Regions from separate parts of the Homo sapiens genome. Here regions 1 and 3 are each linked to region 2. A link is a loop called in an ENCODE intact Hi-C map of the cell type or tissue named here. Cell type or tissue: A673. All regions are shown on one strand.

Evidence for each region. Hi-C counts contacts between places; a loop is a spot of excess contacts. Peaks named below come from ENCODE experiments on the same cell type or tissue, not always from the same donor. Only the 100,000 strongest peaks of a DNase experiment are listed, where the experiment ranks them.
Region 1: it touches region 2 in a loop (5-fold over the local background); 2 of 110 quality-filtered maps call a loop at or near these places.
Region 3: it touches region 2 in a loop (6-fold over the local background); 13 of 110 quality-filtered maps call a loop at or near these places.

What each region holds. Positions count from the first base shown.
Region 1 is chr14:56,809,510-56,812,009 of GRCh38, forward strand. OTX2 (orthodenticle homeobox 2) reads right to left here and starts at 970. Exons shown (of 5, transcript NM_021728.4): 1 at 867-970; 2 at 650-713. It also overlaps a transcript of OTX2-AS1 not described here. RefSeq lists an enhancer at 2,350-2,500. In A673, no CTCF peak of the experiment used is centred here; DNase peaks (open chromatin) are centred at 1,012, 1,512, 2,302, 2,462 and 1 weaker place; H3K4me3 peaks cover 2,353 bases; H3K27ac peaks cover 2,500 bases.
Region 2 is chr14:57,187,886-57,190,385 of GRCh38, forward strand. No RefSeq gene overlaps it. Among named protein-coding and RNA genes, the nearest start is that of EXOC5, 80 kb to the right of the region's middle. In A673, a CTCF peak has its summit at 1,394; a DNase peak (open chromatin) is centred at 1,386; H3K27ac peaks cover 709 bases.
Region 3 is chr14:56,554,938-56,557,437 of GRCh38, forward strand. No RefSeq gene overlaps it. Among named protein-coding and RNA genes, the nearest start is that of TMEM260, 24 kb to the right of the region's middle. In A673, a CTCF peak has its summit at 1,184; a DNase peak (open chromatin) is centred at 1,204; H3K27ac peaks cover 1,524 bases.

The DNA of each region.
Region 1 (2,500 bases), 380 kb before region 2:
AGTGAGCGCCGGGGCGGACGAGAAGCCAGCGCTCCCAGCCTCCTCGGTTATCCGCTCCGGTTTCCGCTCACGTTCAACAGGGGCCGACAGGGGCTCGAGCGGCGGCCCCCGGCCCAGGCCGACCCGCAAGCGAACCGAGCTTCCGGCGCGCGGGCCCAAGGAGGCGCCTGGCTTTTTATTATTGTTGTTTCAATCCATCCATCTAGTTACATCTGCATCTTTTTGTCTCGGACTCTAAAAAGGTCCCTGGGATCCATCCAAACGACCCCAACCAAATCTGGGGGCCAAAACGCAAAGATCGCGGGAGAAGCCCAGAACGGCGTTGACATAAAAACAAAACCACAAACAAAACCTTCCAAAACACCCCAGATTACATTCGCAGCGTTTCGACGACGTTTTGCAGAAGCGACGACCCCCAGGAGCACGCTCTCTGCCTCTCTCCCACTACCGCTCTCATCTCTAGATCACATTTTTCTTTTTGCAACGATCGTTATTACACCTCAAAATTTGTAAGAGAAAAAATACATCCGCCTACAGAACTCCACGTTCGCAGAGGGGCATCGGTCGGTCTATTGGAGGTACTGGGGTGATGGCCGACAGACACGGGGACACGTAGATATGGATATAGACAAGACAGACGGACACTTACCTTACAGCCTCATGGGAGGTTAGAAAAAGTCAAATATCCTTTAAATTCCAAATAGCCAGCTATCCTAAAAGAAATCAAGAGTATTGAGTTAGAAACCTTGCAGTCTTCACCCTTCCATGAAAAGTCAAACACAACCAAAAAAAATTTTTTTTAAAGAACGAAAATGAGGAAGGCGGCTAGAGTTCTAAACACGCGTGGGCCCCTCTGCAATACATACAAAGTAGATGTGGCGAGTGAGGGCTGCTCTAGCAATTTTTATTTTTAATCACAGTGGAGGCTGTGTTGGAGCTGAGGCCGGTCCCGCTCTCAGGGAGATTTGCTGAGAAAGCGCCTCTCTGGCAACTTTTTGACGCAAACTCTCCAACCAATGGCAGGGAGAGAATGATTGACACATCTAAGCCAGAGGGAAAATAATAAAAACACACAACAGGGGGAGGAAAACAGGCCGCTGCTGCACGGGGGGACGAGCAGGCAACAAATCCAGGCCTCCGACATTACCAGAATGTTCTTTAAAGACACTGGGCTTTGCTTAAAATATACATTATGGGCCGGAGCATGTGAACTAATTGTATAATTAAAATGATGGACAGGGAGTTCTTCTCTTACCCTCTTTTCCCCTGCTTCCTTTACTCCGAAATTTCCTTTCCTCTCTTTTTTTTTTTTTTTTTTTTGTTGTTGTTGTTTTTAGGGAAGGGAAGAAAGGAAACCCATGCAATGTAAGATGGAAGATAAAAATATTTAAGTAAATGCTGGAGAATGGCGGGTTAGGGAGTGACTGGGTTATCACATTCAACCCCAGCAATAAGTGTGTGGATGACAGGCAGAAAGCAAGTCAGACTGAAACTCAAAAACACCACTATGCCGTCTCAGACAGGGCCAGAGCACGCTGACGGCCAGAAAGGGTAAAGGAGGGAGGCCTGGGAGTGCGATGTGGGCATGTAGGGAAAACAGAGAGAGAAAGATACACAAGTCCAAGAACAAACTATTTTCTAAAACTCAGTGTCTTCTCTATTCCCTACGCCCTTATAAATATCCTTACACATATAAATAAATGATCCCCGAGTGAGAGACCCCGGCTTCTGGTAGGTTCCTGGGGTTTTTTGGAATTGAGAAGCCCACGACAGACTGCAGGGAACACGAACCCCGGAATCTAATCTCAGGGCCCATTTAGGAGAAGTAGCTGGGACCACATCGGGCCTCGAGGATGCGAGTGTGAGGTCGACAAGATATCGTGGAAGAGAGCGAACGAGGGAGGCCCCCGTTGGAAACAGTTTCTGTGTTAGAACAAACGCCACCAAACGACCGACACTGCGAGGCCTGGAGCTACCTGGGCTGGCGCCGCCCGAGCCCCGGGCTGCGAGCCCAGAGGCTGGGAAGTGATGGGACCTGGGGGCCCGAGCCGGAGAGTGCGACCCCCAGCCCAACTTTTTTGCCTGGCATAGAAAGCAGGGACCGGACAGGTTTCAAACGGATCCGAGTCCCTAGAAAAGCAAAAACAGACTGGGCGGAGTGTGGGGTGGGGGGTGGCTAGTGGAACTGGTGAGTGTGTGTGAATAAGCTGGGTGGGGGTGGGAGCAGAAGACAGCTCTTGCTTCACAACACCCAGTGCAGGAAAAGAAAAATAAAATCTCTTCCTAAATACCCCACCCCCCGCCACCCACCCACCACCAACTACCATCACCACCACGGCCAGTGGGCCCAAAGAAACAGCTCGCTGCCTTTAATTTGGGGACCTATGTTAATGAAGTTGGTAATTAATTCGTCGCTTTGTTGTCGGTTCTTATACTGTATGTGTACTCAAATGTGGCCGTCCTTGGGATTTACAGCAATTAACGAATTACGGGAGTGCGC
Region 2 (2,500 bases):
ATCAGTTGGATTCATTAGCTTTTAAATATCAAATGCATGATTCTACAGCAAAACGGGCTTTTGAAATGTTAACAGAAAGAGGTATTATCAACATGCACTTATTAGGTTAGAATATATTCTAAACACAAAGGATCCCATCACTGGGGTTTTCATAGAAAGCTCTGCTGACGCAGCTTACAAAATACAGACCAAACCTGTAGCAGGTTGTGTCACTCACCCGACTCCAGAGGAACCCACTTTGAATGCTTCTACACACTCCTAGCAGCCAGAATGTCTCCTGGGAAGTACATTTTAGCCCTTATATCTAAATCCTTGCAACAAAATATAAGAAAAAAAAATAGAAGACGATGCCCAATAGTGACTGTTGGGAATGAAGGTCATGTTTATTTTCTTTTCATACTTTTCTGTACTTTCCAAATTTTCTGTAATGAATGTATTTAACTTCTTAAACATTCTCCAAAAACTACATAATTTAAAACATCATGAGAATACAGGAAAGACACTTGGGCTTCACATGTAGTCTATTTCGCTTTGTCGAATGGAACTGTGACAAAGACATTGACCGCAGTGCTTAAGTGCCTCAAAAAAAATTACTCCTGTTTCTGCTGTAAAATTTGTTAACTTTCACTCCTGTATATTTTCCTTTCTTAATGACATCTTGTTTTGGAGTTTATGATTTAACTAATTTTATTTTAATGTGTGATTTTAAATCAAATTATTGTCACAGCTGATAAAACAATTGTAATATAATGGCTTAACATTGATCTATTCCTTAGAAAAGCTTTGCAAGAAACCTAATAGGAGCAAGAGACTTGGAGGTAATTCATTAAAATTTCTCCAAAGAACTTATACCGAAGCACATGAAGTCAATAATGACAACATTTTAATCATTTATAAATACCAATAGCTAATATCATAATTTGATAATCAAATCAGGATTAATATAATCTTACAGACTGCTTCTTAAGAAATTAAATTATACAGAAAAAAGTCATCTCCTGGTCATACTCTTACACAGCAATAAATATTTTAATTGTAAATGTGCCTTTTAGAACCTTTAAATTTCAAAAAGATGAGGAGGAGGACAGATCCTGTGTACTTACTAATCTGTAAATAGAGTACCAGGCCAAGAATCAATTCTGAAATGCGGCATCAATTGCACAGGCTTCCACTTAGTTTTAGTTGAATAAAAGCCCTACTAGATACGCAAATAACATCAAACTTGCAGGATTAAAGAGAGGCCCCTCATACTCTAAATCATGATTGTCAATCATCACCCAGGATTAAGGGATATATTTTTAAAACCTAAAAGCAAGCGCCTCCTTTTAACTTCTGCCTACTGCGCATTTTGGATTATCGCCCAGAAATAGTATTACTTGAAACAAGACTGCCTCCCTCCTACCATCTATGAGAAGTGCATTGTTACCATCTGCTGTTGTCTATTTGGAATAAAACTCAGCAAGGCATGCAGCTTAATGTTCAGAGCCCTTCAGCAGACTATGCTTGTGTTTAGAACGCAGCTTCACATTTAAATGGAGCCGATTTTCGATTTAGTCAGTGTTTTCTCAAATTGCTATCCTCCCCACCAGAAAGAAGCAAATTAGTCTAAGAACTAAGACGACCACAACATATTTACATTGTAAAGTGGAAACTTCCTTTAAACCCTTCAGTGACCAGTGAAGCTTTATTTGTAAACTCTCCAGGTTTATTCAGGTGAATAATTTCCCCATTTTGTATTTTCTCATTAGCATTACCCTCTCCAGGCATCCATATTACTTTCACTATTAGAAAATATTATTTTAAAAAGCATGTGTTCTTAGGAAATAAGACTCAAAAGATGTAATCATCAAAGGGCCTTGGAACAGTTGGTGCCCTTGTAGGCCAGTAGTTAAGTGCAAATAATATCTCTAAAGTATCCACAACAAACTGATAACAGGTTTCTTCATCTAGAGGTAGGAGGAGACAGAAAGTTTGGAGGGGGAAAGACATTTTACTTGCCTCTTATTTTCTTGTGCTTTTTATTGACATGTAAATGTATTAATATTTTTAAATGTATTAAACATTTTTTAGTTATAACCAATAAGAATATTTAAAATTGTGAAAAAGAAAGAAAATATATACTGGTTCTTTAAATTTAAAAAAATCACATTCCAGGACTAATCTTATCAAGAAATAACTTTTTAATAAGATTATTAAAACAAAGTATTAATTTCTGAAAAGTTCAGCATTCTATTAAAGTACTAACAAAACACTGAATTACAACCCAACAGGTTGCTTCATTGAATTCATTCATCTGCTCCTGGCAAAGACATTCCAAATTTGAACTTAATTAATATTCCTTCTCCTGGTTTCCATAGTTTCTTTTTAAACATGAGTACCAGCAGAAACTGGCGGTAACTTTACCCATATTCTCAATAATAACCCCCTCTGGCTGTCAATATGTAGGAAAAGGAAAATTTTTTCCATACCCAGAAGAGCCGCCATTTTCATGCCTTTTGTT
Region 3 (2,500 bases), 630 kb before region 2:
CATTTGGAAGAATTAATTATGATCCCAAGTCATGGGTTAGAAATATAATTAAACTGATTAGTGTCATAGGATAAAAATAAAAAGCGAGGTTGTGACAGCTTCCCGTGTCCCCCTTTCCCCTCCCCCAGAAAGGCTCTTAAAGGAACTTTTAAAACATAAGCCTTTGTTCCCTCGATCTACGGTGCCCAGGTCAGGCGGACCCTGCGGCGTGGCTGAAATATTTCAAACAGTCACTCACAAATGTGTCATTTGACCTGCTGTTCTTCCAAAGAGGTATGAAAAATATGTTTCTTGCTGAGATAACTTGAAATCAAATAAACATAATCTCTTTAATTCTTTCTAAATAGTTCCATATTTTAAATCTAAACACAATAGAACACAAAGCTTCTGGTTTTAAAAAAAGTTTTTTTATTTTTTATGTGTGTGGTGATGTTGGATTTTTCTTCCTTTTAGTTCATGTTAGTTTGAATGTAAGAGTATAATTTACATTTAAAACCGTGGGAATATATTTCCCTCAGTTTGGAGACACACACAGCATATGGCAATGAGTTTACTTGGTTAAATGTATAAGTTTGCTTTTATGAGTGCTATCTTTAACAAGGACAGATGTTCTTACTTATATTAACCATCACTTGACAGACCAGAGGAGTCTTCACCATGGCTTGCAACAAATTGAACAATATTTTCTTATGTAAAATTGGTTCTGGTCCATTGTTTTGATTTATTCGAAATAATGGCACTCACTCAAGTTTGTAATAACACTGTCACGGCTGAAGGGAGTTTGCTTTAGGTATTATATCTATTATCTGCTCCCTCTCCTTTCTTTAAACAGAATCTCTAAGGGGAAAGTCTAAATGTGGCTCAGATTTAAGAAGAAGAAGAAGAAAAAAAAAAACCCAAAAGCTTCGCTAAAACCTCACGGTGTAGGATGTTATTTTAGATTGTTTTAAGATTTTTAATAATTCTTGTTTGTTTGCCTTTGGCTTTGAGCATTGGATAAAACAGAACTTGCCTTATTCTTAGGGGAGAATTACATGGCGTGGAGTTGTCACACAGTGCTCCATCCATTTTCTTTGCTGTTTTATGAGGCAATCCTACCTAACCTTTTGCCCAAACAAGAAGTATTTACCTAGTACTCCCCAGCAGTGGATACAGATAGCAGTTTGGAAGTGTTTGCTTTTCTTCACCACCACTAGAGTATGCTCTAGTGCCATAAGATCTGCATGTTTTTTTCTTTAGATTGTTGGCAAGGTGGATGATGAAATCCCTAGAAAAAACAAAACAAAAAAACACCTTTCCATCTAATTATAGAAGTGTCCCTTTAATTGTCTTAGTAAGACTGGATTATGTTCGCCAATTTGATTAAGGTAGAACTGAAGACAACTTCAACATTCACGCATGTCAATATTTTGGGTGAGTTTATATTTTGTATTTGAAGTTGTTCTACTCAGCTCCAGTGCGGTGGTGAGAAATACTATGTCCCTTCCATCCACAAGCTACATTTTCTGGCAATAACTCTTTCACTTATAAGCATCACTGTGGGCCCAGCACATGAATGTGTGGTGAGGTTACTTGGGCAGAATTAACACCTTCGAAGACAGAAAGGTGTCTGCAAGCCAGGATGGATGTGTCTCCCATTTTTGTTCATCTCCACCATCTTTAAAAAACCAAAACAAACAAACAAAAAAACCTAATCGCTATCTACGTGGCAGACCTTCATCAATAGCAATACATTCTCTAGAATTAGAAGGCTTAGCTTGAGGGTCTGCTGCCCTCGTCTCAAATCCCTGGCAGAAGCCCCTGCACTTGATCTTGGGTGCCCGGGGTAGTGGTAAGAGCACAGTGCAGGATCCCCGTGGTGGCTGGCTATGCTGGAGAACTGCTCTGTGTTCATCACTGTGATTCCAGCACATTTGAGCAGCGCCTCTTCCTTCATCCCTCTATTAGAACATCTTCATTCTTATCTTCCATCTTCCTTTCTCCCTAGGAGAGGGCAGGTCATTGAGATTCTCTCTTAGTACTGTGGCCCTTCAGTTCCTTTTATGCCTCTGGTGACCTAACGTCCTTTTGCTCCTGGACATTTAAACAGCTTCAAACCCCAGATAACTTCCTCCTCAGGTACATTAATCATAATTTCTCCAGCAAAGGCTAAATCAAGGTCCTTATAGCTGGGACTGTTTGTCTCCCTGGATGTCTAAGACTCCTGCTCAGGGTCCAGTGACTACCACCTCTGGGTCTTTCATTCTCCTTCTGACCAGAGAAGGTTGCCCAAGACTGCTTTCCCAAAACTATGTGACTGGGTCTGCCTGGACAGATGGAGGCCCAGCTAAGAGGGAAGCTTTGTGTGCCAACTTGAACAGGTTGGCTCCAGAGGGACCGCAGTCCAGAGAGCCATCTGAGATGGCCCAGACTGCCACACTTCCTTTGCCTCTAGATGGGTTAAAGGGACCCCTGTAGATGTCAAGTACCACCTGCGTGGTACTTGATGATCCTCTATTCC